Regions from separate parts of the Mus musculus genome. Here region 2 is linked to region 1. The links are chromatin loops, found by intact Hi-C in ENCODE. Cell type or tissue: heart. All regions are shown on one strand.

Region 1 (2,500 bases):
CAGGATTGTAGGGCAGAAATATTTTCTGGCGTGAAAAGGAAAGAATTCCTTCATTACTATAAGCAAAGTGAGGAGACAGGGAGAGTTGTGGAAAAGCAGAAAATCAGATCAGCACGCATAGAAAGTGGTTGCAAGAGCATGTCGACCTCAGAGCCCTAGAATGACCAAGCCAGGAAATATTTGTTGGCTGTACAAGCTTTGGCCTTGATTCGTATCTGCCATCAGAGCGAAGTCATCCACAGCTGTGATGCAACCACAGAATGTTATTAATGTCCTCAGCCCCTCTCATATGCAGTCTCTCATCCCAGGAGCCCAGTGTGCCTTAGGACTCTGCTTGGCTTCTCCCAAGACAACCCCATGGAGCATAAACATCTTCATTTATAGATGAAATAACTGGTCCACAAAGGCCCGACTCTGTTCTCTGGCTTCAAATGTGAAATGATTAATAGTCATGATGCTGACCCAGCACGTTGTGCTATTTTTTACATTATTTTGGGCTTCTCAGACAAAGGACATATTTTATCTTTCTCATTATTATTTTTAATTACTTTTCAGAAAAGTCAAGATAAAAAAAAGAAGAAGAATCTAACAAATATCCCATAGAGATATTTGGTATTTTCTCTCTCTCTTTTTGAGAATAAATTAAGATCTTCTCTGCTTCTCTATGCTGGATCTCTGCAGATAGTCACAGTCTCATGCCAGTTTTCAGAGGAATAAGGGCTCATTCTAATGGCTGCATCACAGTCCCTTCTGTGAAGAAACAGCCTTTTAAATTCCTGTCTGGACACTGAATAACTTGTTTTTGGTTTAAAAACTTTTAACAGTTTGACCTGAAAACTTTTAAACATTACTAATATACAACCTGGTTGTGAGTTTAGCAATAAATTTAGACCCAGTATGTGAAAAGCCAAAGAGAAGACTAGTGGCTTTTATTCTCCCTGGTGACCTGCACTAAATGTTGCATATTTACTTTGTAAATGAGGACACCCAGTGGCCAGCAAGTGAAAATATTCTAAACAATCCCCGACACTGTTAACATAAATATAAAGAGCTGTTGTCAGCACCCATTGATAGATAGCTTCTAGCATCTACTACCAAGCACTGGTTTCCCTGGGTCAGGCAAGAGTGGAGCCTGATAATTTTCTACCTCACTTTCCAGACTAGGTGTCTCTTTCCCTTTCATATAAACGTGGCTCGCCATCTTTGGCATCCACTGAATCGTCAGTGGCAGAAGGGCCTAGTAGAATATTTCTTAGGACAGATGAAGTCAGGAAGTTGAGAATAACTTAACAGAGATCAGAAATAATAAACAGATGAGTGTGGTTTAAAAGAAGTGAGGTAAGTTCATAAACCATAAGTTCATGGTGAAGACAGAGCCATGGTTATTAACTAATGAGAGAGTAAGGAAATTAAAAACAAAACCCAAGAGGAAGAACAGATGTGGGCCACCAGGGACTAGAAGGACCTCCTGGAACAACGGGTAGGCTCACCTCAGAGCAAATGAGCCCTGAGCTCCACTTATTCTCAGCAGTGTCTGTACAGTGTCTGTTATGGAGAAGTAACCAAAGAGAACACCTACCCCTTTGGGGGAATGTGTGGGACAGTGTCAGGGATCCAGTTAGCAACCTGTGTTCTTTCAGTTACAGTTAGAGTTGTACTTGTATTTGCAGTAGGTAAGGTAGAGCTGTCTTATGGCTGTAAGACAGGCACAAGGGAAAATGGGGAAGGCATTAACTTACTGTCATTATAAACTATCTAGTATGTGTGTAAAGTACAGCTATATTCTTAAACATTCAAATATGTGAACCATTTCCTTGTTTTTCTTAAGAAAATTAAACCTAAGACTCCTGGGTGACCAGTTTATATAGAAACCTAATGAAGTCTCAAGACTGTCTTCCCCTCCCCAGATTTGTACAAGACATGGGAAATCTAGGGAAGGGGTCACATCCTTGGTCCATAGTGAGCTTTGTAGTTGGCATTGCTTGACTCTCTGATCCTTTTGGCTTCTAGGAACTACTCCACTCTCTGTGGTTATAGATGCCCTCAACATGGAGCCTGAGTCCCTCGGATCACTCTTTCTCTCAGAACAGTTAGTGTCCCTTTATGTCTAGCCCCCCAAAATATGCAAAGACATTTTCCACAAAGGCTTATGTGCAAGTTGACTTGTTTCAGTTCTCTTTTGTTTTGTCTGTGAGAGCCTTTGCTGAGATAGGGTCTTACCACATACCTTGGACTGACAAGTCTCCCACCTCAGCCTCCAGGATGCTGTGACCACAGAAATGAGCCATCGCTTGCTTACCTTTAATATTTTAAAGGAAGATGATGATTTTTCTTCTCAGTAATATTACCTCAATCTGACTTCAAAGCATCAGACTCCCCCCTTCATATCCTAGAAAGAGTCCTAATTAGTTCCCTTTAGAAGACCAAATTGAGAATGAAAACCCTTCCTTGTAGGGATTAATAAACTCTGAAACCACAGCTCTTTTGGATGAGGGAGCCC
Region 2 (2,500 bases), 420 kb before region 1:
ATGCTAAAGCTACCATATCTGACAGTGTGTGTGACAAGTTTTGCAGGTACCAGAATGACTGGAAGCAGAGCAGAGAATCCTTATTTCACAATGATAAAGTACTCATCTAGTCAGTTTAGGTCTTTAGAGAAATCATGATCTTGTACATGCCATTTCTACTTTTTAATGTGTAAAGATAAAACCATTTTGTCCTTCCTAATATAATAAATATAATAAATGTTAAAAATATGCAACATAGTAATAAACCATTTCTATTTTCTCAATACAGGTTGGGAAATTATATGCTCTATTGAAAGAAGGAATCATTAGAATGATAATATAAATATTAAAATTCAAAAATGCAAGACCATATCTATAGACAAATTCTAGCACAAGCAGTAGATTTTAAAATTTATTGTGATATATAAAAACCATAAAATTATTTTATATGTAAAGAAGAGTCAAGAAATATTGATGGGCTGGAGAGATGGCTCAGCCTTTAAAGGCTAGGCTCACAACCAAAAATATAAGGGTTTGGTTCCCAGCACCCACAGCTGTCTCTCCAGCCACCTTTTTTTGTTGGTGTTGGACACAGCATCCGCACACACAGACTACTAATATCATTTTTAAAAAAAACAGCTGTTAAAAATGTCATCGGTATGTAAAATGAATAAATAAGTAAATGAAAAAAAAGAAAAAGAAAGTAAAAAGGGATTTTGAGTATATGTTCAGTGTTACTGGAATGTCGACCTGGAGACCCCAAAGATCTTCTGAAATCTTATGTATACAACCCATAGAACAAGATGACTACAAGTGAAAGGTTTGGGTTTTTTTTACATCTTTATATCTGTATTGAAGTAGAAGATCTGGATTCCATAATGGAGTCCAATTTATGCTGAAGCAGACTATGTTCTCCAAGCAATACTTGATTTTATTTTTGAAGACTGGAGAACTCATAAAAGCCCAAGAGCACCCTCTAGTGAGACTTTTGTGATAGGCCTAGGGACTTCCTCTTGACCTTCACCATCCCTTTCTAATGACCTTTAATTTTCCAGTGTGTGCACCCTGGCTTCCTACTGTCTGGCCTTAGTGATCAGCAGATCCCAGCGAAGGCGGCAAGCTTGGAAAGTGTCTCCGAGTGAAAGGGCTAGGACCTGGGGTCCATCGTTCTCATGGCTTTGTTTTCACTCATAAAAGACCAGTCAATGGCCAACTAACTTTATTGTCTGTTAAAATGGTTTTCAGAACTAGTTAAGGGAACATAAGCAATAGAAGTCTGTAAATCATTTGTACTCTGAGATCTGCTATAATACAGCCAGGAGCATTTTTGTATTTCCAATATGAGGAATATGGCCAAGGTTATTAAGGTGATTTGGGGGGATGACGACCATGTGAGGAGTAGATAACAAAACTCTAGATTTGACCAGAGTATACCATATACATTTATTTAATGATTAAATTGAATTTTATAAATAATTGATGAGCATTGAAAAATAAATACTTCTAAAATGTAAAGAATGAGTAAATATAATTATATATGTACTCTTGTATTTTAGAAAGATGAATATAAAGAGACTGTCTTAACTGTGTTAGTTTGAGCTGTGAATATGTCATTCACTTAGATTAGTAACTGTTATATAACAATTGATACAAGGTTAATTATTACTTGAATTTATAAACAAGTTGACATAAAGTGCCACCGTTGGAAGGGAACTTAGAGATCTAGATCTTTCCACTTCAGACAAACAGAAGCAAAGCCCTGGTGTACCTAAATGTTAAGCAACTTGGCAAGATGGTTCAAGTGGATAATGGCAGTATTGGGCACAACAGAGACTCCTTGTGCTCATTTTAGTGTCCATATGCTACAATAGCCCCATTATTAAAGAGGCTGTAATGTGATCACATACGCTCATTCTCACTGATTTTGGACAATTCTTCATGCTTAGAGTGAAAGTGTGTGTCTTACTAGTCCCTCTCTTACTCTGTCTCCACTCTTGTATAAGGGAATAAGTTACTTTCTGGGTTGCTTCCAGACAGGAGATAAATCCATGGTTATGTAATGAGATCTCTTTATTCTAGAAACACTGTGCCACACTGTTTACTTGTGACTGACCCTTCAGTCAGATTAATATTCTAGAATTACTAGAAACTGTTCCTGTGAGACTCTGCTTCTGATTCATGTGTTCTGATAGTTTTATCTGTTAGTGTTCACAGAAGTATTATATAATCAAATTTTAAAAGTAATGGGGAAAGCTGTTGGCATTCATTAAATTCAGTGTCTGTGTTGAATGTTCTTATCTAATTTGGGAAGAAAACAAGGTATTCTTGGAATTATCCAACAGAAATCAGATCAATAACTCTTTTAAAAAGACTTTTAGGTATATGATCTGATTTCTTGAAAATAACCAAACTGTTTAGCATACTTATTTTACTTTAGTTTTAGGAAATAACCATTCTCTTTGTGTATTTGTGCTTTAAAATTACTGTACAAGAATTGGCATTTTGGCAAAATGTATCCCAT

What was found. A loop is a pair of places that touch in the nucleus more often than their neighbours do. Peaks named below come from ENCODE experiments on the same cell type or tissue, not always from the same donor. Only the 100,000 strongest peaks of a DNase experiment are listed, where the experiment ranks them.
Region 2: it touches region 1 in a loop (2.1-fold over the local background); 2 of 42 quality-filtered maps call a loop at or near these places.

Annotation. Positions count from the first base shown.
Region 1 is chr16:43,592,027-43,594,526 of GRCm38, forward strand. All of the region lies in intron 9 of Zbtb20 (zinc finger and BTB domain containing 20), which reads left to right. Among named protein-coding and RNA genes, the nearest start is that of Mir568, 47 kb to the right of the region's middle. In heart, a CTCF peak has its summit at 996; a DNase peak (open chromatin) is centred at 265; H3K27ac peaks cover 283 bases.
Region 2 is chr16:43,167,704-43,170,203 of GRCm38, forward strand. The region is part of intron 2 of Zbtb20 (zinc finger and BTB domain containing 20); the gene reads left to right. Among named protein-coding and RNA genes, the nearest start is that of Gm25873, 43 kb to the left of the region's middle. In heart, a CTCF peak has its summit at 964; no DNase peak of the experiment used is centred here.